3 separate regions of the Mus musculus genome follow, and all the other regions are linked to region 1. The links are chromatin loops, found by intact Hi-C in ENCODE. Cell type or tissue: heart. All regions are shown on one strand. Links, peaks and the distances in the headings refer to the core of each region. The heading gives the core; the rest is flanking DNA. Region 1 overlaps Tmem266 (transmembrane protein 266). Region 2 holds the start of Chrna3 (cholinergic receptor, nicotinic, alpha polypeptide 3). Region 3 has its middle 9.5 kb from the start of Ube2q2.

Region 1 (11,215 bases), core at 1,296-9,295:
TAGTCATGCATTCTCATTTGTATCTCGCAATCGAGAAAGGCTGTCCATAATGGGCTTGAGAACAACATAGATCCTTCCCAGAAGCTTCCAGCTGTTCTTGCCTCATGTCTTATGAGCTAGAATTGAGTCGCATGGCAAAGGATGTGGGACTACGCCTAGGCTGATTGGACTCATCTTTTGATCCAATCTTTTGATCTACATTGCTATGTAGATGTGGGACACTCATATACAGTATACCACAGCCTAAAGAGAGCCGGTTTTGGGTTTGGCTAGTAATGGTGCTTACTGCAGAATCTGACAACCTTTGTTTGATCCCCAGAACCCACACAGTAGAAAGAAAGAACTAAGCCAAGTTGACCTCCGATCTTCACATGTGCCCAGCATCACCTATGTGCATGTACACACACTCACACACATGCGCACACATGCATACACACATGTGCACGCACACATGCACAGACACAACTAAAAGGGAGAGCTAATTTCCATTCATTAACTGGACTCCCAGACAGGAGAAGCTTGGAAGAAGTGTGGGTCTCCAACAGGCTCTACGGGAGATGAGACCAACAGCTTCTCCAGAATTCCAGAGTCAGTGCAAGGCAACATGATGGGGCCCAGGGATATTTTTTGAGATGTCAACTTAGGAAAAAAAAAAAGACAGACCCAAGATAGCAAACACCTCTAAATAAGGACTGAAATAATTTAAGATATGACAGCAAGCAATAGCTGGGAGCAAAGAGAAGGGAGGAGTAGGGGCCTATTAAGCCACAGCCTAAAAATAGTATCTTCTCAGAATACCTTAAGGAGGCGCTCTCCAGAAACCTCCTGTCCCTCCACCCCCACACTTCCACAGCCCCCTCCATCCATGCTGTCATTGATTGGGAAAACAATAAATTCCCAGCCTTGGACAACCTCTGAGCCCTACTAACGCACATCTAACCCCAGCCCTGAGCCAGGAAGTTCCTCTAGCAAGGACCAGGTCAACTGAGTCTGGGATAGAGGGCATGCGAGCAGAATAAAGGACTGACTTGAATGGCCAGCTGAGTGATGAACAGGCAGCAGTCTGATCAGATGGCACAGGAAAGCCAGTTCCCCTGGAGAGTGGTTATAAGCTGATCTATGTGGAGCTGAGGAAGAACAAAGGAACAGGGGAGGGAATGGCACCAGGCTTCTCGTACCCACAGGTCAAAGTGCCACCTGTACACCTCTGACTAACCGCCTGTATATCTCTTATTAGTCAGGGTTTCTATTCATACACAAACATCATGACTAAGAAGCAAGTTGGGGAGGAAAGGGTTTATTCAGCTTATACTTCCACATTGCTGTTCATCACCATAGGAAGTCAGGACTGGAACTCAAGCAGTTTTATGCAGGGTTATGGTGTCCAACAAGAGAGCCTCAGTCACCTGAGGAGGCATCCAAGATCCAGAATTTACAGCTTCTTCCCACTGTGTCAGGGAGCTGAGCTCATCAAGTTGCCCTAGTTGCAAAACCTAGCATAAAGAAGTCCTTAAATTTGTGGCCAGTTCACCGAACTGAGGGCTCTCTGAGTTGCAGAGAGCCCCTAATCTAACAGCATCCTTCTCCCTTCGGTGAACCCGAAGCCCTCGTCAAGAGTCAGGACCACTTTGACCACATCCTTCCTGTCTGTTACCTGTTCAGAGATGTGTGGGCAATGTCCTTAGACACCCTAAGAGGGGGCAGAGGTCAGAGGAGTTTAGCATCCTGCCAAGCAGAGGGCATTTCCTGTCTCTCCACTCTATGCTCGTCCCACCACACCGTGAGGCCTCTCTCAGACTCGAGAGATGTAAGATTATGGGACAAGCACAGGTTAGCCTCTGGTGGCCCAGCTGCACACCGCCTCTGCCTTTTCCTGGGGCAGTGGTGTGAACCTTCAGCACTGAGTGCAGAACTCAAGCTGCCTACCTAGAAATGGAGATGCTTTCACTTCCTCAAAGGGCTGGGCGAGAAGCCTCTCGAGGGCTGGCTTTCTGAAGCGTGTGCATGTGTTCTGGGACTGTGTGTGTGAAGTCATGGGTCGCCTCTTGGAATCAGGTCAAGGAGATGAAGCTGAAGTGCGACTGCTCTCCCTGCTGTCCTGGCTCACCCCACGTGGGAGAGGAGCTCCATCTCTGACATTCAGATAAAGGGTGTCCCTGTGGGCACTGGATCGACAATTCTCACCAGGACAGGATTGTGTCTCTTTGGAAAAGTCTTGCTTAGATGAACTTATCTCTCCTGGCTGCATTGTCTCTAGAGTAGTCTAGGGCTAGGAGCCCACTGCAAGTCACAGTTCATTTCCAAGGATCCAGGCCCCGTGGAGAGGAAGGCTCCCTTCCTCTCATGTGCTAACACTTTGCACGGTGTCTAGATTTAGAACGATATGTATTCTGCCTCTTGCCAGAGCCTCTACCCGCTAAGGCATGTATGGAAACTATCGTTGTCCTGACACATGCTAGCCTCGTTGTATGCTGGCTTTAACATTTCAGATCCTCCCAGCACCTCTGCAAAGGCAGGGATCCCATTTTTAAGATTAACAAACTAAGGCACAAAAGATTGGACTCATGATTTAGTCAACATGTGGCTGGGGTTAGGAGACACTAATTGCCACCAGAGCCAAACACGTCTTCTCCTGTCCCACATTTGTCTGTCTGTTTATTTTCAAGACAGAGTTTCATATGTAGCTCTGGCTGTCCTAGAACTTGACATGTAGACCAGGATGGCCTCAAACTCACAGAGACCCGCCTGCCTCTGCCTCCCTAGGGCTAGGATTAAAGGCAGGCACCACCACTCTAGATTAACCTTTGAAGTGCCCAGAACAGCGCCTCGTGCATAGGACATACCATGCATGTGTCTGTTGAGCCAATAACAGTGAAACATAGATGAGTGAGAGTTGGGTTTCTGTGGTCCTCATGGCCTTCTCTGACTGTGTTCCTGACGTCTGTAAAGAGAAACAGAGGGCTAAGAAGGACATGCTGATGTCCAAGTCACCACCAACTCCAGTGGCTTCCAGGGCACCAGGGATCAGCATCGTAGAAGCAGAGCCTGAGAGCCAGACCTGGTCTCCTTAAACCTTCCCCACTTATAAGCAAAGAACAAGGAACCCATTATAGAACCATAGGCACATAGGAATGTAAAGTAGGTATACAAATCAAACATTTACTGACGATAAATCGTATAGAAATTTATTTAAAACAACTCTCTGGTATACATATAATTTCTCATGAAAGACTAAAGAAAATTTACATACTAATGAGATGAAGGTATCTGTTTATGTTTACAGAAAGAATTAAATCTTGACAGAATCTTTGATATTCTAGGGTAGAACATCTTCAATAGTTAGATTTTTTTTTTTAATTTCCAATGTTGAGACAATCGCCTCACATAAATACATCACACAGAATGACAGAAGTATGTTTAGGGCTGTTTCAGATTTTTGGAGAGTCTGTCCTGACCCAAAGCCAAGATTCCTTTAATGATTTTTATTTTTGGAAAAGGGTCTCATTATGTAGACCAGGCTGGCCTCGAACTCTCAGAGGACTGCCTACCTCTGCTCTTGAGTGCCGGGCCTTTAGCAGTACTGAAACAAAGTTTGTTGGCATCTTAACTCTTAATGAGCAATTTTAAAAACCACCCATTCTGGGCCAGAGAGATGGCTCAGTGATTAAGAGCACTGACTGCTCTTCCAGAGGTCCTGCATTCAATTCCCAGCACCCACATGGTGCTCACAACCATCTATAATGGGATCTGATGCCCTCTTCTGGTGGGTCTGAAGACAGCTACAGTGTGCTCATATACATAAAATAAGTAATTCTTTTTTTAAAACCATTCTAATGTAATGGTTCTATAATGTAACCTAAATGTACTGAGGAAAGGCAATAGAAAAATATTAAAAGTTTCTATTTCCTGTAGCCAAGCCATTGTGTTTCTCTAACAGCAGAAGGTGTTGCAAATAGCCTTGAAACACTGTAATTCATAACAGTTAGTGTCTCAGCTCCAAGCTGGGGCGTTTGAGGAAGTGTCCTTTGAGATTTCCTGGCATGACAACATGTGATCAGATCCAAGGGTACAGTGGGGTTTGGTGACGCAGGCTGATTCGTTCCACGTTTCATGTTTGTTATTTGTGGGCATGGTACCAGGGACTGGACCTAGGGCTCACACATGCTTAGGCAAGTGTTTTTGCCACTAAGGTATCCCCAGCCCTCTTCTGAGCCTTCTTCTATGTTTTTAATGTATGTACATGTGTGTTCACATGCAAGCAGAGGCAAGAGGTCAATGCCAGATGTCCTCCTGAATCATTCTCCAGTGCATATTCTGAAGCAGGGTCTCTCAGTGAGCCTAAACTCACCGAGGAGAGGAGACAAGGCCTGCAGGCCGGCAGGCCCCAGGAAGCTGCCTGCCTCTGCCCGCCTGGCTTCTTACATGGGTGCTAGGGCGAGAAGTCAGTCCTCATGTTTGCATGACTGGTGCTCTATCCAGTGAGCCATCCTCCCAGCCCCATCTATTTATAGTTAGTTAGTTAGCTCTGTGTTTAGCAGCCTTTAACTATTGCCAGATTGTTCATCCCTCACGCTGAGGTACCGCAGAGGGGCCACTGAACTAGACCACTCTGAGAGTGGAAAGAGAGGTTTACTGGGAATCTCAGGGGGCATTCAGTCACATGACTGTCCCAGTTTGTTTTCCAGTGCTATTATGATCACCGTGACCAAAAGCAGCGTGGGGAGGAGAGTGCTTATCACACCTTACAGTTTGGAGTCCATAATCGAGACAAGCTGTAGCAGGAGCTCAAGGAAGGGACATAGAGGCAGGAACTGAAACAGGGCCACAGAGAAATGCCACCAACTGGCTTGTTCTTAACTCACTCAGCCTGCTTTTTTGTTTGGTTTTGTTTTGTTTTGGAGGCAAGGTTTCTCAGTGTACCCCTGGCTGTCCTAGAACTAGCTCTGTAGACCAGGCTGGCCTTGATCTAGCAGAGAGACACCTGCTTCTGCCTCCCAAGGGCTAGGATTAAAGGCAGAACCATCTGTCCAGGGGTAGCACTACCCATAGTGGGCTGCCATTCGTTAATCAAGAAGATGCCCCTCCAAACTTGCCTACAGGCCAGGATAATGGAGGCATTTTCTCAAGGTGGCCCCAGCTTGGGTTAGGTTAACAAAACTACTAACAAGCACAATGACCCTTAAGAGTAAGTTTAAGAAGCTAGGCAGGGGGTCTCCATGAGGGCCAAGGAGTCTCTGCATCTCTTGAAACCTTAAATGCAGAGTTGTAGTTTTATGTCTATGGCGTGGGGGGGGGGGGTGTGTGTGGCAAATGGTTATTGTTTTTGTCAATTATTGGAGAGCTTTGCTCCGAGGAATCTTCTGAGCCACGGGGGGGGGGGGGGGGAGAAGCCCCCTGCAGGCCAGACAGGGGGCAAACGCCTGGTGCTCCAGGCTTCATCTTCATCTCCGTCGCCCCTACCTCTAGACTTCTAGACTCATTCCGACCTCCCCTCAGATCTTTTCTTTGGGAACTTAATGGACAACAATCCAAATGTGCAACTAACGAGGTCTTCTGTCCCGGACACTAGAGAAACCACCTTCATTGCCTGTGAAGAACCCTTTTAGGATAACTGGAGAGTCCCCACCATCCCCACAGGCTCACACCAGGAGGACAACGTTTCCTCTGAGTGCATAGTGGGTTGTAGGGAGAAAGAGGCTTGGCCCTGAAGGAGCAACGCAAGCCCGGCCCTGATTGGTCCATACTTCACCTTTAAGATGAGGCTGTTTCTTTGTCAAGCTTGGGACCACTACCTGACCTGATCTTGCCTGCCTGCCTTCCAGGCCACTCCTATGGCCTGACCTCCCATAAAAGAGCCTTTGGGGATTTGCCAAACTCCATTTTCATATTCTAGAATTTATTCTCTCAAACTGTTACCCCAAACAACTAAGAATATAAAACAGAAGCCGCACCGGCGCTCACCTGCTTTCCACCCCCGGACTCCTCTGAGGCCTCATGAGGGGTGCCGGAACTTCTCTGGAATACCACCTGCCAGCAGGCCCATCTGTTGGTATTCTCTATTTGGGCAGCCCAAGCCCTCCCCAGAGCTGCCCCTGGCTTTTGTAGCACATGTTGGGAAATAGGGGCACGTCTGCCCTCTGGTGGCAACTTCAGGAATAACACCACTCCGGGACTTTGATGGGCTGAGGCTGCCTGAAAGAAGTTATTTTCCAGTCTGTGTCCGGGCTTCAGCCCAGTCAGTTCTTTTATTAACCACGCAAACCGGGTTATAAAAACGGGAAACACCGTCTTCTTGGAGTATACCTTTCCGCGGAGAGGGAACACACACTCTCCTTGGAATGTCTGAGTCACTTGCATTTCACAAGGAGTGATCCAATTCTAAACCTGGGGCCAGGCAGGAACCTGCAGGTTCTGCCTCACCGCTGGTTCCCATTCCCACTAGGGAGCCCAGATGGAAGTTACTTTAGAGTTGTACAGCCCCGTCCCTGTCTCTCTTGTTAAAACATAGGCACAGGCAAGCCTCCTTCCTGGTGGCCCTGGTTACCTTCTCTGTCCTGCTCCCAAGCTTCTGTCACACCACATACACCCTCAGTTCATCCTCCATAATAGTTGTCACCTGCAAGAACACTCTTGAGCTGGGTTCTCCTGAAATGCAGGCCCAAATTCAGTGGGTGTTGGGGACGATTTAGCTTCCCTAACTCCAGGAGTGCTCACATCTGAAGAGGCAGAACCATGGTCCACACCTTGGAGTCACCTCACGAAGTTATAGACCATGGGCCTAACCCAGAAATGGTGGCTTCATAAGGGACCTGGGGTATGGCTTAAACCTTGGGACTTTCCAGCAATCTCTGGCCTGGATGCTGATCCCAACCCCCACTTCCAGGCTTCTCTGCCTGGAGTCATCTACCTACAGCAGGTATCTTCCTTTGTCTCTTAAGTCACTGCTGTGCTGTGGGGTCACTGGGAGAAAAGAGGTTCACCTCAGCTGTGGTACAAATACCATCTCCTTGTGCAGCTCGGGGACCAACATGAATTTCCTCCCAGGCTGAGAGCAGCTGGTGACTGAATGCCAAGCTCTGGGCAGGCACAGCTAAGCTGCCACAGCAGTAGAGTAGGATAGGTAGACTTGGCTTTGCAATGCTTTGGGATTTGGCAGGAGATGGGTCTTGTCATGGGGAGTGGTTGCCCCAGCAGCATCTGCCCAGGTGCTAGGTGATTAGTGAGCTCTGCCCACCATGCAAGAGAAACCCTTCCTCCCTAAGCCAGTTCCTGGCCCATGTCCTGGTGTCCTTTGGGCCTGAAGAGAATGTTGGTACTAACTAGGCAGGTCTGTGTGTTTCTTCCCGATACCTATGGGCACTGCCTTTAACTTTCTTGACCATCACTTCCTCCTTGAGATCTCCCCCGCCATTGCTAAAAGTCCTTCCCAGGGAGAGTGGACCTCTCCTAAGGTTCTAACTACAGAAGGAAGCAGCATCCCAGCAGACTTCACTGTAGGAGACAAGTTCATTGGACTTAAGTACCGAGCACAGGAGTTATCTACAGGGGTGTGGTGGCTTCTCCCCCAAAGGTTATACCAGAAAGTCTTTACCCAGAAGAAATGGGGGCTTTCCCATAGCCGAATACATGGAGTCTCCCTTCCCTATTCTTCCTTGACTATGTGTGTGTGTGTGTGTGTGTGTGTGTGTGTGTGTTTGTGTGTGTATACATTCTAGCCCTGTGCAGGCAGCATTGCATACAACAGGTGGTAGGGAGTCCTGAAAACTCAGGTGAGGTCCCGAGTCCTTCCCACCCTTGATGAGGGGCTCTAAACAGTCAGGAAGCCCAGCTGGGACAATTCTTTCCAAGTAAGCACAGTTTACAAGCACAGGGTAGAGATTTCTTAGGCTCAGGGGATGGTCTTGCACACCTGACCACTTGGTTTTAAATGTCTGCTCAACTTCACCATCCTGAGTCCAGCACAGGCTCTGGGCTTTCCCTTAGTGCTCCATGGCCTTACAGCAGCTACAACTCATTTGACCCCCTTTCCCACTACAATGTACCTGGTTTTGCTGACTTGGGATGGAGGGACCACCTTGCCCATGCAGGGGGCACAGTGTCATTTGACATCCAGATCTTTCCCTGCCTCCTTCCTTTGTCCTCCCAGCTGCCTGAGCCTCTCCCTGGCTCAGGGAAATCTCAGATTGCAGGTGATTCCAGACTTGCCCTCATCTCTTTCAAAGGCAAAGTCAGTATTTTCACAGTTGGTGTAAAGTGTGGCCTGTCTGAACTTCCCACAGGCAAGCTGCAACTGCATGGAATACATTGTTTCTTTCCTGATGCTTGTAGCTCTCTTCTGAGGCAGAAAGAGCAGAAAGCTCTCAGTAAGGCTCATACTCAACAGATGTCAAGGTAGGAGGGGGGAGGGTGTCCAGTTGCTTTCTCTCACCATGAAGGTGAAGCCTCCTGTTCCTCCCTGGACATCACCTAGGGCCAAAAGGTTTCCTGGCTGCTCGTTTCATTTATAGCTTCTAAAGGTGTGTGGCTCTCATTTCAAATGACAGTGAAATGGCACCAGGGTTAGCAGCCACTAAGAGTAGATGCCATGGGGCTGGAGCTGAGGTGCCTTAGTGGTCTAGGAAAGAACATGCCATTAGAAGAATCTGGGATGGGAAGGGTATGGCCCAAACTTCCCAGAAGTGCCAGGTTGAAGGCTGGGCACAAACTGAGACGTGAAAGAAGCAAATAAGACCAAGCAGAGGGGCAGACGGGCACATGGAAAAAGAGGTAGGGAAGCTGATGAGACAGGAAAGGTGGGCAGAGTGACAGAGCTCTTAGCAGTGAAGAGTGTTAGGGGCATGAAAGAGGTCTGGGCTAGTGACCCCAGTGGGTGGCAGCGTTACACTTCTGGAGCCTCCGGGTGATGGGGATAGGCTGTCCATCTGACACACGGTAGAGGCTCACTGTTCTTCCTGCTGCTTCTCATGCCTACAGGTGGCCTCATGGATTCTCTTCTGGGTTTCCCTGGCTCTTCGCAGTGTCTCAGGGCCATGTAGCCACAGAAACGGCTACTATGTATCACTCAGAAAGTACTTCTAGGTGCTAGAGATCTTCTGCTTTCCATGTCGGGTGTGCAACTGAGAAATCAGCCCTCGGCTTCCAAGAGCTTTGCTTTTCCAAATTTTAATGCGGCCTCTTCCTCCGTGCATTTCTCTGACTAAATCACAGCCACCCTTACCAGACCCCTTCAGACCCTCAGCTATAAGTCTGCCAGACCTAGCAGATTAGAATCCATACTGCTCTGTAAAGTCTGAAAGACAGACAGTAAGTACAAGAAGAAGCCTTTCTATGCAGGATCTGGAGCATGTGTTAAGAAGTTGCTCATTGTTTATCTGAAATTTGGATTTATCTAGCAACTCTACTTAGCTTTATGTGGATTTGGTTTGGGTTGACCTGTGGGAGGAGCCTGCAAGAAAACAGGAAGTGTGGTCAGAAAGAGGAAGAGTGCATTTTCAGGTCCACAGCAAGGGGCCACAAGCACCCACTCCATGGTTGGTCTCTGAGGCTCAGCTCCCACCCGGCTTTATATCTCTGTTCTCCATTTGTCTCTTGAAGAGACATGCTCTCATCTGACCCAGCCAGGCTCCTCCTCTCTCACCCTCCACTCTTGGCCTTTCTAGAACTCATGCCTATCTTTCTTCCCCCATCCAAAATGACCTGCTTAGCTCCTCCGTCACCTGCTCAGGTCTGCAAGCTTCTCTTTCTGGGACCTGCTTAGCTCCCTCCATCACCTGCTCAGGTCTGCAAGCTTCTCTTTCTGGGACCTGCTTCCCAAGTCTGGCGATGACCACATCTGGTCATTGTATTGCCACCGAGCCAAGGACAGAGACCATCAGTCATTCCCACACGTGTTAGGAAATATCCAGAAAGACTTAAGCAAGCCCGATTTTCTGCCAGGTTCTTCAAGGCTATCACCTCTGGTGTTTGCGCTTTTTCTGCACAAATATGAGGAAGAAGCCATCACCTGAAAGCACCCATATCATTCTTTCAGGGATAGCTAAAATGCAAAGCTGCTTTCCCAGCCCACTGGCACCCGCGTCTACAGGAGGAGGGCACTGGTCCTCCTTGCGGCAGGTTGCAGCAGATTGACTCCTTCTAGATGGGAAGTATGAGGGGATGGCCAAGCCTCGGAGCCATCAGATATCATCATCACCATCACCACCATCATCATTACCTTCACCATCACCATGATGCTATTTCAGCCACACCGTGCTTTCAGGTTAGAGACATTCTTTCATTTAGCTTCCAACAACTCTACAAGTTGAAAAATACTATTCTTTACTTTCCAAATGGGGAAGAGAGGTCCCCAAAATGACCTGGTGCCTTGCAGGTGATCTCGGGGCAATGGGGAACACCCCAAAGTAAAGACTTTCCTGGTTTGCTTTGGTCCCTAACTAAAAACAGATGGGCAGGCAGAAATGGGCCATAAACAAGCAGATGAGCGAGGTTCGATTACAGCACTCCAGACTCAGTGCTATGCAGAAGAGTCCATCCTCGGGGGTGCCTCGTCTCCCTAGAAATATCTCCCAGAAGACACCCATACACAGAGTGTGAGTCTCATGAGATGGGACGGAAGGTAGCCCTGGCCTACAGTTTGGTAACCATAGCTGCCATCTGTGTGGAGCACTGTAAGAAGGGTTTAGCTCACCCCACATAGAACTGGCCACTTAACTCCAACTCACGCTTTCTATACTTACCCAGTTATAGCTTTTTTTTTTTTTTGTCAAGTAACAGCTGTCCGTACTCTGTAGCACTGATATCCAGATAATCTGCTCTGATAAGTGGGGATCCAATCCAGCTCTTCCTCTTATGGCTGAAAAACCATCTAATTCCAGCCTCGGAGTGCTTCAGTATCATTAGTTAATGAGTGTAAACAGAGGCACCCCCCAAATGCCAGCACATGGGCTGGGTTCTCAGACGCATAGGAATTTAGCAGCAACAGCTTGTGTATGGGCCGTACCTCCTCAGCAAGCCTGACTCGCCTATGGGGTATGAGTTTCACACTCATTTTCAAGAATCCCAGAGAGTTCCTTTAAGTTCCCTAAGTCAACCAGTAAACCCAGCTGTGTCCCTTAATGAGACTGTTTTACAACTTATGATTCTACCCTGTGGCCTCTTGAATAAGACTCGTCTCTCAGGAAGCCCAGCCGCTGATGTAGCTCAGTGGTGGAGTGAT
Region 2 (8,968 bases), core at 1-8,000, 370 kb before region 1:
CAAGGCTAGAAAGAAAATCACAGCAGCAGAGACTTGTGAAAGCTGAACAATGGGGCACGTACAACAGGAGGACAAGCCCACTATCCACACGATTAGCGACGGTTCCAGTGTCTCATGAATGTCAGCATTTGAGGGCACAGGGCCAGAGCATCATGAGACCCAGGGGCTAAGTAGGATTAGCTGCTGAATGGGGGTAACATAGGGAGGAAAAATGGGGTCTCAAGGTCCAAAGAGTGAGTTCTAGGGTCATAAACATAGAAGAAATAGCCACCTCTCGAAGAAAAGGACCATACGGAGAAGCCTCTGTGATGAGCACTGACAATCCCAGCACGAGGGTACTGCACCTCCAACACAAATAAACAAATGTAAAGAAATCATTACAGTGAGAATACACAGAGGGGTGCAGTGAAGTCAGTCAAGGCTGGGGCAGCTTTGTAGAGATCTCAGAACTCTGTACACTGATCTTAACCAAAAGGCCAAGAAGCGATTAGATCTCAGAACTCTCAACACCCCACGCCCCACAAAACTCTCTTCCGGAACCACTCGGAACCAAAAAATTGTCATGGCAGGAAATGGAATGGACAGAGACCGATAAAAGTCCTTTGGGTAGCCATGCTAAAGAATATGGCACTTATAAAGGAGACATATCAATATGTATATAAACTTTAGAGAAGACACTAAAAAACAAAGAAGAAAATGTTTTAACCCCAGGAAGATGTGTGTTTAGCAGCTTCTCAGTGATTATTCTGGTCTCTAGCCTGGGACAACCTCTGAGTCTTGCCCAGTCCTGATTTTCTCTCACGAGTATTCCCTCTCAAAGAGGGTGAAACAGCCATCTCCTCCCATCCCTGCCTGCAAAGCTAGTGTCCGCTGCCATGTGCAAGCCCCTCCCTTGATGTCCCAGGTCCCCCCACCGTACACCGGGGCTGCTCCAGCCTCATACCCAACAGTGCAGATAGTGAGGTCACTCTAGCTACCCATGGCATACTCTCCTGCATCCCCGGACCTTCCCTGCTGCAGGTCCCCTCTTCCAAAGCCCGTGTGACCTTCAAGACCCACTTCAATGGCATTTCCTTCCAGCAGCTTTCCATGGTGACCTTTCCCTTCTTCCAGCCACACATGGAAGGAACCACTCAGCATCCTGCAGCTCTGTGGCTCACTGGCGTCTATGGTACCCACTGCATAACAGATGCCCAGTGCCTCCAGGGTGAACGAGTAAGCAGACCCCTTTCAGAAAGGGCCGAAAAAAGCCCAGACTGTAAGCATAGTGAGTGGCTGGAGGACCAAGCGCCCAGTCTTCCAGACCAAAAGAGTATGGGACAGCCAGCTCCTTACTTGTTGTAAAGCACGATGTCTGGTTTCCAGATCTTCTCTGCAGGGACTCGCATGAACTCCACCCCTTGGTAGTCAGAGGGTTTCCATTTCAGCTTGTAGTCATTCCAGATCTGACCAAAGGAGGTGGGGAGAAGACAGTAGAAGGACCAGCCAGGTTTTCTTGACAGACATGTCATTATGGCCATCATGGTGACAGACCACCCCTTCTTAGGGTCACTGAGCCATTTCCCTGCTGCAGAAAATGTTGGCCAAGGGAGCAACATGGGGGCAGCAAGGCAGACAGCATGAGCTAAAGCTGCAGGTTGCCCCTGCTCTCTAGTCAGCCTTCATGACTGGGAGCTTAATCCTTATCAACCAAACGGGAGCCATTAATCATTGCCTTCGATCACATTAGCCAAGATGGCAGCCTTCTGTATTTCTACTAGGTTCATACATTAAACTCCTTTTTTTTTTTTTACATACTTTGAAATCACTCACCAGCCAGGTGTAGTGGCATGAGACTGAGGCAAGAGGGTTGTGAGTTCAAGGCCAGCTTAAGCTACATAGGGAGTCCTAGGCCATGCACTATGAGACCGTGAATAGGAAAAGAGGGGTGAGTCAGTGACTAAGGGATTTGTTGCATAAGTGTGAGCATCCTCAGCAGAGATGGAATCCCTGAGCACACAACCCTCCCACTTCATAATCTCAGGGAGGCAGAGACGCAATCGCTGCGGTAAGATGGCTCCCTAGACCAACAGAATCATTGAGCTCTAGGCTCAGTGAGATGCCTTGCTTCAACAAATGATGCAATGACTGATCATGGAAGACATCCTCTATCAACGTCTGACCTCCAAATTCATGCACACACACCCTCACACATGTGCCTAGGCACATGCACACACACACACACTCGCACACACACACGCACACAGAATATGTGGGGTAGAGACTTAGCTTACTTGATAGGATGCTTATCTAACAGGCTCAGTCCCATCCAACGCCTAAACCAGGCATGGGGACATACTCCTATAATCCAAGCATTAGGAAGATGAAGGGCCAGAAGTTCAAGGTTCTCAGCCACACAGTGAGCTTGAGGCTGTCATGAAATACATGGGATACCCTCCCCCATCTCAAAAAAGCAGAATAATCCTTTCTAAATATAAGAGTTCCCCCCCTCAGAATGGAGCCTTGATTCCACAGGACCATAAAAGTGTTGAGCACAGACCACCAGAAGGAACAGGATGGGGCTGTGGCCACAGAGGAACATGTAGGTGGGACGCTTCGCTTGGCTCGCCAGCCTCTTCAAACAAAGGCTTGTAGGAGCTGAGTGCTAGGCTGGCTGAGCTGGCAGATGTCGTGATGTCTCCCAAAAGATCTGGCCAAAGCTTCCCTAGGGAGGACATGTGGGAACAGAACACCAGTGCTCTGCTCCTGCCCCATGCACAATGCAAGAGAACCCACCTCTGGCTTTGCAAGAGAAAGGAAGGATGTCTTCGTGAGTGTTACCAGAATTGGGGGTCAGGGGTCCAGTGTATGTGTGTGGTTCTGGCTGGCCTGGAACTCATTCTGTAGACCAAACCAGCTTTGGTTGGTTGTTTTTGGTTTTGTTTTTTTGTTTTTTGTTTTTTTTTTTTTTGAGACTAATGTCCCTCTACATAGCTCTAGCTGTCCTGAAACTTGCTATATATATCAGGCTGGCATTGAACTCACAAAGATCTACCTCCCTCTGTCTTCTGAGTGCAGGGATCAAAGGCTTGAGCCACAACACCCAGCTTGTTCAGTTTTGTAAGGGGGCTGTGGATAGAATTCTCTCTCCAGGTTGTAGCTTGTCTGTCTGTGATGTGAGTGAGGGAGTCAGCCCTCAAGAGCAGTCAGGTGACCCTGTCCCGGGTCCAGGAGTAGTGTCCAGTCCAGTTCCCCTTTTCCCCCAGCAACAAATAAGGCAATCACCACCAGGGGGCAGCAGTACACAGAACCTGGGTACTTACTTGCTTCAGCCACAGGTTGGTTTCCATGATCTGGTTTACTTCATCCTAGAAAGTGAGATTGAAGTTGACAGGTGACTGACCAAAATAAGGCAGAAGACTCCCCTAGAACCCCAGGGGCACATCGTGTGGCCCCAGCACTTACCACCTTCACCAGCTGAGACATAGACACCTCAAACTGGATGATGACAGGATGGGACACGTTAGCCACCGGCCGGATGATCTCGTTGTAATCTTCAAACAGGTACTGGAACAGGCGGTGCTCAGCTTCCGAGGCGCTGGCCACTGAAGGAGGTATCCCTGTCAGTCCCTGAGGAAATGCACCTCTCCCAGAGAGGGCAGCCTGCCCACAGACTGCCGTCTGCCAGGGTACTCTGCAAACTCGGGCTTCCAGGCTAGTAATGTTCCCTGGAAGTTACAGGCTGGGAAGCCGAGGTCGTGCACATTCAGTGGTTTAGAAGCCTGAGTTCTGAAATTGGGTACATCTAAGGAAAATCCCGGCAAACCGGGGGAAGCTGTGTGCGCTTAGGCTAGTAGCTCAAACTCTCTGAACCATCGTTTCTGAACTATCAAAGAGTATGCATGAATGCACCTCAAAGGTGGAAGTGAAGTGCTTCAGTCACTGGCCTGAGGCAAGTGCTGGAGAACTGTTAGCTTGGTGGGATCCTGTCAGAGAATCTACACTGTCTCTGTGTGTGTTCCTGCCATTTTCTTAGCTTTCTCCCCCCTTCTCTCTCTTAAATCTAGGTAAAGACTTCCTTATTTTCTTCTTTAAATTTTTCATTACATTAATGGAGGAGGGTGCATGCTGTGGCATGTGGGGGGCAGGCTCCAAGGGTGACTCAGTTCTCTCCTTCCACAATGTGGGTCCTGGGAATCTAATGCCGGTCATAAGGCTGAGTGGGAAGTGCCTTTCCCAGGAGGACCAGATACTGGTTTTTTGTTTGTTTGGTTTTTGTTTTTGTTTTCTTAATAAAACTCTAACCTTTACATAACCACCTAACCTTGCTATCTAAGAGAAAAAAAAAAGAGCTATTAGCGGCTCAAACCTTTATTGTTCCTCCAAGGAAGGTTGTGGTTCTCCTGCTGCCCAAGTGGAAAGATGACTCACCCTGGGGTGGAGCCACTCGGGGTTCCCCCAGGCCAGGAGCCCTGTTTTCCACCGTGTCAGAGATTACAGCCCCTTCACTCTCTCCAAATTCTGCAGGGGCTTGGTTATCATATCGTAGGAGCCAAGATGCCTACCGGGTTCCTGGCTGGGCTGTCTTCACATCCTCATCCCAGCCTTTACCTCTGGTCCCTGGGCATCCTTTGTTTACAAATCCACTCCAACTAAGCAAGACATATTGGCTCAAGCTGTCTGCTTACAGTACTAGGGTCAGTCTAGGTACAGTCTCGGGGGAGGGGGCCGGTGTAACTTATTTTCTTCAGGCTGTGATTTAGATTTAAGCAGGACCCATGCAGTGGAGCAGACTGTAATGATGCACAGCCACAATGCTGGTGTCGTTCCCCTCGCCCCTGCGTGCTCTGACCGCCTTCAGGGGAGCATCATAGCTGCTTTTCTGCTTCACTCGCCAGCCATCCTGGGTCTCTGGAAGGGCTTTTCTCCTAATAGGCTCCCCCCTAGAGCCTCCACGACGGCCTGGGAGGAGCGATCACGTCGAAGGTCTCTAGGCAACGCGATCATTTTGCGCAGAGACCCGATGACCAGAACCAGAGGCTTGGTCCTGCCCCAGCTCCAAAACGACCCGGTAGCTTTAGACAAATATTTAGCCTTCTTTGGCCGCATGTTTTCCCACTTAAAACCAAGCGGTGGGAGGAGGCAGATGCTGGAAGCGGGGCTGCGGGGCGACGTTCGGGACCGGGACCCAAACCTCTATCTCCCTAGCAGAAGCAGAGGGCCGGTTCTGGGCTAGTCTCGAGCCTCAGCTAACTAGCAGGTTTGGGAACAAAGGAGTAGCCAAGGGACTCAGTGGTAGGGACTGGGATGCGCGTGCACAGGCAGAACCGTGGGGCCACGCTGAGATTCAAGGCAAGTGGGTGCCTAGACTTCTAAGGCTCTGGTGGTCAAAGTCGTGCGGAAAACAGAGCCCTGGGCTGCAGCCTCGCACAGGAGACCCACCCGCCGCCCGATGGCCACCGCCCGCAGCCAGCCTAGGCTCCGGACCCGACCGCTCCCCGCTTGTACCTGGCAGCAGCATCAGCACCAGCATCAGCATGGACAGCGGCGGCGGGGGCAGCACAACACCCATGTCTGAAGACCGCATGGACAGGACCGGAGCCACTCTGGTGCTGACCACCACCGAAGCACAGCTAAGCTAGCACGGAGAGCGCGGGGTTCCTCCCGGCTTCGCGCCGCCGAGCTCCCGCGCACTTGCGCGCCCGAGTGCACGAACCCCAGGCAGGCAAGCGCTGCTAGCAGCCGCAGGGCGGGGAGGCTGGGAGGCCAAGGCAGGAGCTGCGTCCGTCGTGGGAGGGGCGTCGGGCCACGGTCTTCTGCGTCGATGCCTCGATGCCTCGCCCAGAGCCTCCCTGGACTCTTGAAACCTCTAGGCTACAGACCAGTCGGGATCAGGCATTGTCACCATGGCAGGAAGAAAGGGTCAAATTTCTGGCCCTGGCTTTCTGGCAGGTACAGCTCTGAGGAGGGCTGGGGGCCTATCACATGTGCCAGCTCTAGTGTAACTCAAAAGTGGACCGTGGAAGTTTATGCTCTTAAAGTAACTATTTTCAGCACGATGCTGTGTGTGTGTGTGTGTGTGTGTGTGTGTGTGTGTACACAGCATACAGTTAAGAGGGACTCGATGGCTTGGGATGGAAACAATATTGGCAAGGAGTTCCCCATGGTGGACGCAAGGGTGATGATATCTGGGAGGTTTTATATTATTTTCGCTACTTTCTTTAGACTATGCTAGAGATGCTCCTTGAGAAAACAGACAAATGCTGATGGTTATAGCTCAGCAGTAGAGTGCTTGTCTAGCACACCTAAGGTCCAGGCTGCGATTCCCAGCAGAGTAAATAAATACTTTTATAAGTAAAGTTGGAATAACTAGAGGATCTGGCTTCCCATAGTGACCGTCATAGATTTCCTTTTGTGGCGGTTATAGATTTCCCTTGGTCTCACTGCCAGCTGCAAACCCATGTGTCCCAGGAATCGACGGTGACAAGGTAGGTGTTCTGGGGTCTCTTGACCTCTCTGGCCATCCACCAGGGATGGCTTAGCCCATGAAGGCTTCCTTGATGGTTCTTGGGGACCTTGTAAGGGTGATGGAGCAGTACTAAGCTGGATCATGGTGATGAACATACTAAAATTCATGGTATTGTCCAGTGCACAATGAGTGAATTTATACTTCAATAAAAGTGATCATTTTAAAAAGAGTTTTGTTTATTGTGTGTGGGGGGGGGCGTGCACACACATGGAAGCCTGAGAGGAAGTATGTGTACATGCACACACATAGAAGCCCTAGGACAGCTTTGTGAAGTTGATTCTCTCTTAGAGTCTTTATAAGGATTCTAGGGATGAGATTCGGGCCTCCAGGCTTGAGAGGCAAGTGCCTTCGCTCACTGAGTCATCTTGCTGACCCAATGAAGTTGTTTTTAAAGACCCAGCATATGGGCTGGTGAGATGGCTCAGTGGGTAAGAGCACCCGACTGCTCTTCCAAAGGTCCGGAGTTCAAATCCCAGCAACCACACAGTGGCTCACAACCATCTGTAACGAGATCTGACTCCATCTTCTGGAGTGTCTGAAGACAGCTACAATGTACTTACATATAATAAATAAATCTTTAAAAAAAAAAGACCCAGCATAAAGAAGCCAGTATCTACAGTATCTAATGGTTACACCCTGAAGGATTCCGTTTAAGCAGCAGGCTTGAAGATACTGAGCTACAGCAGTGAAGAAAAGGTAAGGGTGGCCAGGGCTAAGTGTGCAGGGGTTGGGTCTATGCAGAGTAGCCAAGTTTGAGTGACATCTTTCTTTTGTCCTAGTGTCAATGATGGTTATACAAATGTTAAACTTTAAAGAAGTCAACTTTATTGTAGGTTAATTCTAAAAACAAAACACTTTAAAATATTCTCCCTCAGGGGCTGGAGACTCAGCAGTCAAGAAGAGCATTGGCTGTTCTTCCAGAAGACTCAGGTTTGATTCCCACCACATACGTGGTGGCTCAAGTCTGTAACTCCAGTTCCAGGGGATCTAGTGCCCTTTCCTGGCCTCTGGGGGGGGGGGTACTAGCATGTACGTGGTACACACACATACATGAAGGCAAAACATCCATACACATAAAATAATAAATTTTTAAAATCTTCCCCTTGTAGGCATGAAATAATACCCTGTGTAAAGATTACCTTTATATTATTCAAACGCTGATTTCTGTGCCCCCACATTTGATTGTAATTCTTATTCTGAGAATTTCCAGTCTCAATGTTATGTAAACATTGCTCCCCAATTATTCCCTGATTGGTCAATGGCTAAGCAGGGGAGAGACTAGGTCTGGACTTCCTCCCATCCAGGGAAGGGGGCAGGAGGAGAGTGGGGATTCTCTTTGGGTAGAGAGTCCAGGAGATGCCATAAGAAAACACCTGGAGCCCAGAGAGCCAGATCAGTACTAAAATGCAAGTATCACTGGGGTTTTGACTGGGAGGTAGCCAGATCAGTTTAGAGGATTAAAATAGATAATGCTGCTCGTTGTTGTGCCTTTAAAGCTTCTTAAATAAATACAATAGTCCAGTCAAAATTATTTGGGAGCTAGCTGGGTAAAAGGAAAACAGCAACATTTTTTTTGTATTGTTTTGTTTGTTTGTTTGTTTTTATGAGACAGGGTTTCTCTGTGTAGCCCTGGCTGTCCTGGAACTCACTCTGTAGACCAGGCTGGCCTCGAACTCAGAGATCCGCCTACCTCTGCCTCCCAAGTGCTGGGACTAAAGGCGTGAACCACCACACCTGGCTCAACATTTATTTTTTTAAAAAAGCCACTAACACTCCTTAATTCCAGAAGTATCTTGAGTGCCAACAGTGGGGCAGGCACCGTGAGAGAAACAGATCAGTGTGAGAAAGAGACAGGCCTGAACCAACCATGGTGTAAAGGCAGAAAGCAGGAAGGGAGCAAGGACAGCTACTCAGAGGGTGTGTGTGTGTGTGTGTGTGTGTGTGTGTGTGTGTGTGTGTGTTTGAAGGAGAGCAGGAGCCATTCATTCAACAAACATTTATTTTGCACCTTCTGTGTGCAGAGCTCTGTCCCAGGCTCTGGAGTGTGAATGTGAATTCACACACTCCGACCCTTGTTGAGCATAGACTTTAATGGGCAAGGTGCTGGTGACTAGTGTGCCACCAACTAAGGACTGCAGCTGCCAATGGAGGACACTCAAGAAAGCTGGAGGTTTAATGTGGTTATGGGAGACGCTGCTTTGGAATGCATGGCTAGGGAAGGCTTGTACAGGAAGTGACATATTGGAACAGAGGATCATGGGAGTAGATCTCTGCCTAGTGCAGACATGTAAAAAGCTTGGGAATTGAGAGTCTGAGGTTTGGGCGGTAGCTACAGCAGATTTGAAGGTTCTAACCTGGAAGAATCTGGAAGTGTGAGAGGAAATGAAAGACGGCCAGGGAATCTAGTGGGTAGCCTGGATTGGAGGGAGATGGATGGGAAGGTGGGCTGGGGTGTGATGG
Region 3 (11,215 bases), core at 1,619-9,618, 250 kb before region 1:
AGAAAATTAAAACAGGCATTTGTGGAAGATATGTCCTAAGCAATTTTAGAAAGCTTGGACTATTCACTTGTAAATTTCTAAATGATGCAAATAATACTGCTTTCAAAATTCATCTTTAATCTCTGTCATTAGCTGAAATGAACAGTTCCTCCTATGAAATCATAGAATTTCTGGGTCTATCCATTTCTTGTGTGACCCCCCTCCTTTGATATGAGAATCCAGTGCTTTAAAATCGAATATGTTCTATCAATTGCACAATGTGTTTGGTGTGAACTTTTTATACATGTGACGTGCACCAACCTCTCTGGTGACTAACAGACCTATTCTACCAGCTATTTGAACTGGGAGAAGGTCTGTTTTTCAAGTTTCTAGTCTTTCCTTTTTTCCTACAAAGATCACTAGTTACGCAAGACCTTAAGCCAAAAGGCAAGATGGTCCACACCCTGGAAGTTTCGTTGCCAGATGAAACACTAAGGTTTGGTGCTAACATTCAACTCTAAGTGCAACGTTCCCTTCATCACCCACCATCCTTCAGCATGTAAGCAAAGCAGTCTGTGCTCAGCTTCCTACGACATCACATGAAAATGTCTCCAAATGAACACCTGAGCCAGCCTTTGTGGGTCTTTTCCCATGTCACCTATGATACCAAATGCTTCTGTGTGTGTGTGGGGGGGGGAGGTTTAGCACCACGACTTTCTTTGTGAAGGGGCCACATGCCCTCTCACCTTCTGCTGCAAGCACCTTAGTCTTTGACTATCATTTCTGTGGCATTATCAGACCATTTTCCTACATAGAATCCAGCTATATCAGCTGACAAGGTCATGTACTTGGATGTCTGACAATGGCCGACTACTTACTGTGTTCTATGTGTCTGTTTTTGATTACCATCCACATCCTGTCACCCACCTCTGCACAGCACACTTTGGATGATACCACTCTATCTGGTTCCCTTCTCCCCAGCTTCAGCCTGCATGCGCTATGCCTCTCCTCTGCTCTCTCTAGGTCCCTGCTCTCTCCCTCCTCTCCCTCATGTCACTCTCACAACCACAATAAAAGATGCTTTGTTATCATTTATGGACTTCTTTTTGAAGCAAGGTCTTACTATGTAGCCTTGGTTGGCCTATAACTCATTATAGTAGATGAAGTTGGGCTCTAGTGGTAGCGCGCACCTTTAATCCCAGCACTCGGGAAGCAGAGGCAGGCGGATTTCTGAGTTCGAGACCAGCCTGGTCTACAAAGTGAGTTCCAGGACAGCCAGAGCTACACAGAGAAACCCTGTCTCGGAACAAACAAACAAACAAACAAACAAACAAACAAACAAAGAACTCTGCCTGTCTCTGCTTTCCAAGTGTTGGGATTAAAGATATTAAAGGCTGTGAGGTATACACATGCATGTGCATGCGTGTGAAAGCCAGAGGTTAGCTTCACGTGTCTTCTATGTCACCTATTACATCACCGTCATCATCGCCATCACCATCACCACCATCATCATCTTTTTTGAGACACCCTCTCTTACTGAATTTGTAACTTGACAATTTGGCTAGACTGACTGGCCAGCGAGGCCTTGGTGTTCCTCCTGTCTCCACTTCCCCAGTGCTGGGACTACAGATGCACACTGTCACACTCAGCTTTTCATGTGGTTGCTGGCAATTCGCACTCACGTCTTCATGTTTGCCTGGCTAGTTAGCTGTTTCTCCAGTTCTCCATAATTTTACCTTGGGTTTTTAATAAAGATCTTGAGTTATCCTAAGATTGGTATCTTTGTTCTCTTTGAACATGCCTTTGATAGAACCTCCCAGTGTAGCACTTCAGTCATCCCAGAGAAGACAGAAGATACATGTTAACTGGATAAATAACAGCTATCTGTTTTGAAGGAAGTCAAATGAAGAAAGAGCAGACAGATCTAGGGACTCCCAAGGTGTCCTGTTTGCTCTGAATCTGGAGTCCTTGGCAGAGACATTACTGCCTTGTGTAATGCAGTTGTGTAAGTGGGAATAAGGCTCAGGCGTTGGAAGGACACAGCCCCTCCGAATCATAGGGCTTGAGGTATGGGCTCCCCAATCCAGGCATTCCTTGCTTAAACAATGCACGCAGTCTTGGGTCATTCCATCTTAGATGGTGATGTATTACATGGGATTCTCTGAGGCAGCCTTCTGCCACTCAGAATTTGTGGGAAAATGTTATTCTTGTTTGCAGGGTGATCTTTTCCCACACATTTTCTCTTTGGCTTCCTGGGTAGAAGAGGAGAGTCCTTACTGCCATTGTGAGCAAGTAGTAATGTAGTTTGAAGGACCACAGCAGTTCTGGGAGAAATGCTTCTGAATATAATTGTGTCGTCTCTGGGAGGCTCACTGCCTCTCTGTGACTGAGAGCAGCCCTGGGGAGCGGATGGGGGTGGGGAGGAGGCACTGGGAACAATTTCTCTCTGGCTGGAGCTCTGCATCACTCCCACAGTGGTGTACTGATCTCAGAAGTGGGCTAGGAAGCCAGGAGGAGGAGAGTAGTGTGAGGAAACCAAACAACTGTCAGTACCTTGTGATTCAGACCTTCCAGTTGTAGAGGGAGTGATTTGAGTTGACACGAATTCCCAGAATGCCTGACACACCCACAAGCAAGCGGGCCCCAACCCATCCCAGGAACCTTCTGTCGGCCAGCTGAGAGCTTGTGTGGCTTCTCTCAGCACCATGTTCTGCTCTACAACAGCATGTCCCCACGAGATCATCAGTGAGAGTTTGTTCCTGTGGAAAATGGTTCAGGAGGCTTGCCTGATACTAACCCCTTAATTTTCAATGGGGAAGGTTGTTTCAGGAGAACTGGTGTCCTGTCTTTGCTGGAAGCTTGACACACCTTAGCTTCTCTTATTTCTTAAATTACTCAAGCAGATTGGTCAGCGGTTGGCTTGGTGGCAATGACAGGAATATTTACTTTGTAAGCCTGGGAGGGCACAGGAAGGTCTGGAGAAACACCTTTCCCTGCGGCTGCTGGAGTCAGCACTAGAAAGGAACACTCTCCGTATCTGGGAAGCTAAATATATTACTGCTGAAGATTACCCAGGAAATGATAAAGTCAGGGTTAGAGTCCATGTTGGATGGCTGCTAGTCCCGTGTAACTTTCAGTATGCTCTGTGCCACCCAGCATAAATGTCTCTCTATTCATCCATTTGTTCATTTATTCATTCACTCATTAACTCCATATTTGTTGAACAATCTTAGTTGGCCCTATGATATGAGCATATAGATCTAGAGCCATAAATGAGATAGACATGACATTTAAGTGCCATAAGACACATTAATTGGGGAATTATCCAATAAACGATGGCAAATGTGGCTCCTTGCAAGAATCCGAGGGGGCCAAAGATACTGGCAAGTATAAACCTAACCTGGCCCTGTTGTTGTTGTTGTTGTTCTCCTCCTCCTCCTCTTCTCCTCCTCCTCCTTGTCAAGGAGATACAAGCTAGTTATATGGAAAGACAGCCTCAATTAGGAAAATGCCTCCGTAAGATTGCCTGGAGGCAAGTTTGTAGCACATTTTCTTGAGTCCTGATAGATGTGGGAGGAGCCAGCTTGCTGGGGCTGGAGCCTGGGTTATATAAGAATGCAGGCTGAGCCAGGTTATAGTGCACACTCATGCTTTTCATCCCAGGAGGCAGAGGCAGGCAAATCTCTGTGAGTTCAAGGACAGCCTGGTGTTTTCGGAGTGAGTAGAAAAGTCAGTGCTAGCTACATGTGGGACTTGTTTGGAAAAAAAACAAAACAGAGAGGATGGGCAAGAGAGAGCCATGGGGAACAAGGCAGAAAGCACTGTTGTTTTACAGACCAGTTCTTGCCTCTAGGTTCCTGCCTTGGCTTCCCCTGATAATAGGCTGTAACCTGTAAGCCACAACAAAAAACAACCACAAAAAACTGCTATCTTAATGGCCATCAAGCCCCAGGACTCCAACTGTCTCGGTCTCCCCAGAGCTGGACTTACAGGAGTCTGCCACCTTACCTGGCTTGCTTGTGTGTTTGTTTTAGTTTCGTTGTTTTGTTTTGTATTTTGAGACAAGGTTTCTCTGTATAGTCCTGGCTGTTCTGGGACTCGGTTTGTAGACCAGGCTGGCCTCAGCTCACACATATATGCTTGCCTCTGCCTCCCATGCCATCACACATGGGTTCTCCTATCAAACTCAGGTCTGCATGTTTTTACGGCTGTAATCAGGTTTGCATGCTTTTATCAGCCTTGACTGGCTGAGTTATTTTCCCAGCTCCTCCCATCCCAGTCTTCTTTTGAGTGTTTTGTGTGGAACAGCTCAGAAGTCAAAAAAGAAACAATGTAATCTGTTTTAGCCAACACTGAGACAGGCCCCTGCCCGCCTTCCCTTTCTTAGGACATTTATTACAAAAGGAAATATTTTCTATGTCTTTGGTGTGTGTGTCCATCAACGCATAGTGTTTTGCTCAAGGACCCAAAAACCATTACTTTGAAACGTATCCATCAGAACGGACAGGGAAAAGTGGATCCTAACTTTGAGAGTGGCACCATCGCATCCCTGCAAGCCCTCAGCAAGCTCTTCCCCTAGGACCAGTTCACTCCCCTGACCCTCCTTCTCAACCTGACCTGTCACCGATGCACACACTGGAACGGAGCTTGGCCCTTTCCCCTGTTGTCAGAAGTTACTGAATGAAAAATCTGTTCTCCTCACTTTAACTATTGTCTGGCTTTATTTAATCACTGTCAGAACCTTCCCCAGATACAAAGATTATTTAAAGAATGGTTGGCAGCCGTGAGTGATGCAAACATCAGTAATAGGTTTATTTGTTCTTTTTTTCTCCTTTATTTTCCCTTTGTGACTTGTCTCTTTCCAGGAAGGACACAGTCCAGAAAGAGTAATACAATAAGGCCCAATGGGAAGCCAACTGTCCTGAGAGGGAGTCTGTTGGTTAGGGAACATGCTGAAAACAAAGCACCTAAAATAGAGTACTGACATTCGAGAGCTTCTTTCTCTCTTACATAGTAGGTAGGAGGTGAGTTCAGCAGGAGAAGGGCAGCTGTGATCCCACTCTGCCACCATGGAAGTGATAACGTCTTTTCCAGGTGTACCCCCTTGTCCACATCTTAGCTATTGGGCCCCACTGATAGTGGTGGCTCACACCTTTAACCCCAGCACTCAGGAGTCAGAGGCACGCAGATCTCTGTGATTTTGAGGCCAACGTGGTCTACAGAGTGAGTTCCAGGACAGTTAGGGCTACACAGAGAAACCCTGTCTCAAAAAAAAAAAAAAAAAAAAAAAAAAAAAAAACAACAACAAACCAAAACAAACCAAAAAAAAAAAAAAAAAACAAACAAAAAACCCAAACAAACAAAAAAACCAACCAACTAACAAACCAACAAACAATCTCCTCAAAAGGGAAACCCAGGTGCAATTGGCATAGTGAATATCCAAAACAGAACAGAAGTATCCTGGGGGAGGGGGGAATGAAATTGGGGTCCAAAGGGATTCTAGAATATTACCAGTTTTATCAGAGAGACCATATTTGTATTTGGAATCCTTGTTCAATGGCTTACTTCTGGGACAGTGCCGACTAAGACCAAATCTGGGATCCTTTGAAATTCAGAGGGAAACTACACCACATAACTGTTGCATTTAGAAAGTAGAAGAGAAGTCAGTTCTTCAACCAAGACAAAGTATTTCTCCCTGGCCTTCTCTGTTCTCTGCCAGGAAGCACTACTAACTACTGGGCATGCCTTCTGTCCAGCTCCTGTGGCACTTACGTTTGCTCTGTTCTCACACCTGTGGGCTCCTTGACCATTTCAACCCTTTGAGCTAGCAAATTCCCTCACGCATTCTTGGAACTAAGCATGTCTGGATGGTGGAAAATATGAATTCTGTCCAAGACCTCTTGACACACAAAGAAATCAAGTATCAGAGAATGTGACTGGCCACATGTTCCCGGGAGAGTAACCCCGGAAGCCAGCTCAGTGCCATTCTGGTATTCTGCCATGAGCAGATTTTGTTTTAACCTCTGAGTGGAGCTCCAGGCTTTTAGCTGGAGCGTGTTTGTAACTGGTAAAGAGGCCTCCACCCTGAGTGGGCTGTGTTGTCTACCCTTGCCCATGAGATTTGAAGGACTGTGCTCATCACTATTTAATTTTTCATACTTTGTAAGATGAGACCTAAATGTAACCAGGGAGATAATCTATTGATTTCAGGCTATTCAGAATCCTATAATGCATTCATTGATTATGGAAAATGCAAACAGAATCAAGCTCTTGTTTCCATGAATTTCTCTTGGAAATCACACCCCTTGATGACCCGAATCTGATCCCAGAGGAGGAAGACCCCCTTAAGCCAAAGTGAAAGCACCAAGACACTTACTCAGCTTGGTCTGGGGAGAAGGATTTTTTTTTTTTTTTTCTGAAACAGGGTACCATTTAACATTTGTGAAGCATCAGTGAATTGGCTGTTTGTCTAGAAGCCTGGTGTTCAGGTGTTTGTAAATCAAGCTCTGAATCACTTCTATTTCAAGAGTCCTTTTGTGATTAGAAAACAGATCAAATCAAACCAGGAGCTGGGGAAGTAGCTCAGTGAGAGTCAAGGGCTCACAGTGTAAACATGAGCTCCCAATTTGATCCCCAGCAGTCACATAAAAAAAAAAAAAAAAAAAAAAAAAAAGATGCCTATAGTGGTACAAGCCTATAACTCCAGAGCAGGGGAGGGGGGGGGGCGTGCAGGAAGATCTCCCAGCTTTGCTGACCAGCCAGTTCAGCTCAAACTCTGAGCTTCAGGCTCAGTGAGAAACCTAAAATACAAACAAACAAAAATAAAGTTGGGGCTGGGAGGTAGGGCAGTGACAGAGTGCTTGCCTAGCAACTTATGAGGTCCTGGGTTCAAACCCTAGCAAACCAAACAGATATGTACTGACTTTTTAAATTTTCTTTTCAAAATTCTTCCATGACTGACATCTCTCTATCTTAAATATGTAGAGACTAGTTTAAAATTATGTATTTAGGCTACTGACATGTATCTATCCAATACCAATATTTTGGAAAATATAAATAAGCAGATAGAAAATTGAAATAGCCTCAAGTCACTGCCAGGAAATGTTCATTATTAATATGATGGTGCATCCTTCCAGGTACTTATACAGCCTGGATAAAGGCCCTCAGTTATTCCACTGGGTAGTCCAAAATGTTTGAAATGTCCAGTTCTAAGACTTGGAATCCTATTTTATCTTTTACAATGATAAAAGTGCTTTTCTATGCACAGACATACATATTTTGTGTGTGTTTTATATGTGTATGCTTGCGTGCACACACACACACACACACACACACACACACACACACACACAGTCTCCTATATAGAGGCCAGAAGTCAACATTGGCTGTCTTGCTGAATTGCTCTTCATGATATTTTCTGAGACAGGGTGTCTCACTGATTCAGTTGACCTGGCTGGCCAGGAAGCCTAAGATCCTTCCATCTGCCTCTCCAGGCTGAGGTTATAGTTTTCTGTTACCAAGCCCAGTTTTTAATTTTTAAAAATATTCCTTGCCCTATGTTCCTAGGTGCAGACCTGAGATACAAAGTCTCTATCCGGAGATACAAAGTCTCTATCCTGAGGCTCCCCCTCACCCCCAGCACACCACAGTCAGCATCTCTTTAGGCTGTGTGGCATCACTGCTTTCCTGCCGGTCTTCCATCCTATTCACTATTACTCTGAATAAAACTCTTTCTGGACTATCATCACCCCTCAGATTCAGCAGCTCTGCCCCAGGCACGTCCCTAGAGTTGGCAGGATACTTTCTGATCTCACTGCTGCTCGCTCTGCTTCAGCTTCTCTCACTACTGACGTGGGCTGATCCAAAGTCTCTGAGAAATTGTTTGTTTGGGCTGGAGAGATGACTCAGCGGTTAAGAGCACTGACTGCTCTCCCAGAGGTCCTGAGTTCAATTCCCAGCAACCACATGGTGGCTTATAACCATCTGTAATGGGATCCAATGCCCTCTTCTGGTCTTTCTGAAGATAGCTACAATGTACTCACACATAAATAAATAAACAAATAAATAAATCTTTTAAAAAATTGTTTCAAAAAAAAAAAAAAGAAAGAAAAAAAAATTTAAGCCGGGTGTGGTGGCGCACGCCTTTAATCCCAGCACTCAGGAGGCAGAGGCAGGCGGATTTCTGAGTTCGACGCCAGCTTGGTCTACAAGGTGAGTGCCAGGACAGCCAGGACTACACAGAGAAACCCTGTCTCGAAAAACCAAAAAAAAAAAAAAGTTTCACCAGAGCATCCTCTCTCTCTCTCTCTCTGCCTCTCTGTCTCTCTCTCTGTCTCCTCTTCTCTCTCTGTCTCTCTCTCTGTGTGTCTCTCTCTGTCTCTCTCTTCCCCCCCCCCCCCCCGCCGTGTGTGTGTGTGTGTGTGTGTGTGTGTGTGTGTGTGCATATGCATGTAGAGGCCAGAGGACAACTGAAGTAGAAACAACATAAGGGTTCTTTGGAAAGTTAGTATTTTGCTGGGGCAAACACATGAAGGAATGTTTAGCTGAAGCAGACACAGGTGAAAGGATGTTCGGCTAAAGCAAGCATGTGAAAGGACATGTGATGAGGGATTCTTTTCTAACAACATGCATGCATTGGTCTGCCTTATATCTCAGAGTTGAGCTGCATTTGTCGAGACTCCATAAAGAAGCATACCAAAAAACTTCTGTTAGTGCGCTGCAGTTTCTTGTCACTTCAGCAGACTTGGGTTGATTGGTAGAGTGATGTCAGCTGAGACGGACACACATGCTGAGGCAAGACACTTGGAGGACACCTGATGTTGGAGGGTATAAATAGGACTTGAAGGGCAGAGGCAGAGGCTGAGCTAGGCTTGCTGACAGAGCTAGCTGTGCAACACTTGTGGGTCTTGAGTTTTTCGCTGATTTTTGCTTCCTTGAGAGAGGCATAGCTGAGAACTTCTGGTGTTCCTCTTGGTCCTTGCTGCTGGCCACTGCTGAGGCTGAGTCCGAGTTGGCTCTGCTAGTCAGTGCCTCGGCTGCTGATTCGTGTTTGCTATCCCAGCTCTACCAAATTGGACTGCTGGTGTATCTGTCAAGTGTTTGGGCGTGGATCAACCTGCTGCCTGCTAACCTGTGAACTGAACTGCTGATTTCCAGACAACATGGACGGGAGTTGCTCCAAAGAACCTTTCTAAACAGGTCTACTTCCCCCCTATCCTTTCTTTTCCACTACCTCTGGTGGGCTACAAGGGAGGTTAAAGTGTTTAAGAACCATGATTAAAACTAAGGTTTGAAAAAATAAGATACAGACAAACCTCGCTGTTGTTCATCAGGAGTTGTCATTATATATATATATTTAATATATAATATATATATATTTTAATAGTCTTTCATTGGCCTGTGGCTAGCTGGTGACCCCCAGAGATCTGCTTGCCCCAATCCCCTAGTGATGAGGTTACAAGCATGCACTACTACATTTGGCTTTTAAAAACTATGATTTTGGGGGGGGGGGGCGTTGGTTTCCTGGTTAGCTTTCTACTGCTGTGATAAAACACTGTGACCAAAAGCAACTTAGGGAGGAAAGGGTTTACTTCAGTTTACAATTTCTAGTCCATTACCCATGGAAATCAGGAAAGGAAGTCAAGGCAGAATCCTGGAGGCAAGAAATGATGCATAAGCCATGGATGAGTGCTGCTTGCTGGCTTGCTCCTCCTGCTTGCTTTCTTTTTCTTTTCTTTTCTTTTTCTTTTTTTTTTTTTTTTTTTTTTTTTTTGGTTTTTTGAGACAGGGTTTCTCTGTGTATCTCTGGCTATCCTGGAATTCACTCTGTAGACCAGGCTGGTCTCGAACTCAGAAATCCACCTGCCTCTGCCTCCTAAGTGCTGGGATTAAAGGCATGTGCCACCACCTCCCAGCTCCTCCTTCTTTCTTATACCACTTAGGATCACCAGCCTAAGGGTGCCACCATCCCTAGTGAGCTGGATTCTCCCACATCAATCCTTAGTAAAGAAAATGCCCAGGGAAAGGCAAATCAAAACAACCCTGAGATTCCATCTCACACCAGTCAGAATGTCTAAGATCAAAAACTCAGGTGACAGCAGATGCTGGCGAGGATGTGGAGAAAGAGGAACACTCCTCCATTGCTGATAGGATTAGAAGATGGTACAACCACTCTGGAAATCAGTTTGGTGGTTCCTCAGAAAATTGGACATAGTACTACCTGAGGACCCAGCTATACCACTCCTGGGCATATACCCAGAAGATGCTCCAATATGTAATAAGGACACATGCTCCACTATGTTCATAGCAGCCTTATTTATAATAGCCAGAAGCTGGAAAGAACCCAGATGTTCTTCAACAGAGGAATGGATACAGAAAATGTGGTGCAATTACATAATGGAGTACTACTCAGCTATTAAAAACTATGAATTCAGCCGGGTGGTGGTGGTGCATGCCTTTAATCCCAGCACTCGGGAGGCAGAGGCAGGCAGATTTCTGAGTTTGAGGCCAGCCTGGTTTACAGAGTGAGTTCCAGGGCAGCCAGGGCTATACAGAGAAACCCTGTCTCGAAAAACAAAAAAAAAAAAAAACAAAACCCTGTCTAGAAAAAACAAAAACAAAAACTATGAATTCATAAAATTCTTAGGTAAATGGATAGAACTAGAAAATATCATTCTGAGTGAGGTAACCCAATCGCAGAAGAACACACATGGTATGTACTCATTGATAAGCCCAAAAGCTTGAATACCCAAGGTACAATTCACAGACCACATGAAGCTCAAGAAGAACAAAGTGTGGGTGCTTCAGTTCTTCTTAGAAGGATAATAAATTACTCACAGGAGCAAATATGGAGATAAAGTGTAGAGCAGAGACTGAAGGAAAAGCCATCCAGAGACTGTCCCACCTGGGGATTCATCCCATATACAGTTATCAAACCCAGACACTATTGTGGATGCCAAGAGGTGCATGCTGAAAGGAGCCTGAAATGGCTGTTTCCTGAGAGGCCCTGCCAGAGACTTACAAATACAGAGGCAGATGCTAGAACCACTGGACTGAGTGCAGGGTCCCCAATAGAGGAGTTAGAGAAAGGACTGAAGGAGTTGAAGGGGTTTGCAACCCCATAGGAAGAACAACAATATCAACCAACCAGACCCCCTGGAGCTCCTAGGGACTAAGCCATCAACAAAGGAGTATTCCAGCTGCATATGTAGCAGAGGATGGTCTTGTCATGCATCAA

What was found. Hi-C counts contacts between places; a loop is a spot of excess contacts. Peaks named below come from ENCODE experiments on the same cell type or tissue, not always from the same donor. Only the 100,000 strongest peaks of a DNase experiment are listed, where the experiment ranks them.
Region 2: a loop joins it to region 1, with 6 times the contacts of the local background. A loop is called at or near these places in 6 of 42 quality-filtered maps.
Region 3: a loop joins it to region 1, with 6 times the contacts of the local background. A loop is called at or near these places in 12 of 42 quality-filtered maps.

The regions. Positions count from the first base shown.
Region 1 is chr9:55,386,366-55,397,580 of GRCm38, forward strand. The region is part of intron 3 of Tmem266 (transmembrane protein 266); the gene reads left to right. Among named protein-coding and RNA genes, the nearest start is that of Tmem266, 65 kb to the left of the region's middle. In heart, for the core only: no CTCF peak of the experiment used is centred there; a DNase peak (open chromatin) is centred at 6,116; H3K27me3 peaks cover 2,611 bases.
Region 2 is chr9:55,020,844-55,029,811 of GRCm38, forward strand. It overlaps Chrna3 (cholinergic receptor, nicotinic, alpha polypeptide 3), which reads right to left and starts at 5,719. Exons shown (of 6, transcript NM_145129.3): 1 at 5,488-5,719; 2 at 3,445-3,584; 3 at 3,303-3,347; 4 at 1,336-1,445. The coding sequence starts at 5,551. Chrnb4 (cholinergic receptor, nicotinic, beta polypeptide 4) reads right to left here. Exons shown (of 6, transcript NM_148944.4): 6 at 7,313-8,968. In heart, for the core only: a CTCF peak has its summit at 3,270 (motif pointing right); a DNase peak (open chromatin) is centred at 3,248; H3K4me3 peaks cover 1,130 bases; H3K27ac peaks cover 415 bases; H3K27me3 peaks cover 4,007 bases.
Region 3 is chr9:55,134,267-55,145,481 of GRCm38, forward strand. No RefSeq gene overlaps it. Among named protein-coding and RNA genes, the nearest start is that of Ube2q2, 9.5 kb to the right of the region's middle. In heart, for the core only: a CTCF peak has its summit at 6,008; a DNase peak (open chromatin) is centred at 2,545; H3K27ac peaks cover 473 bases.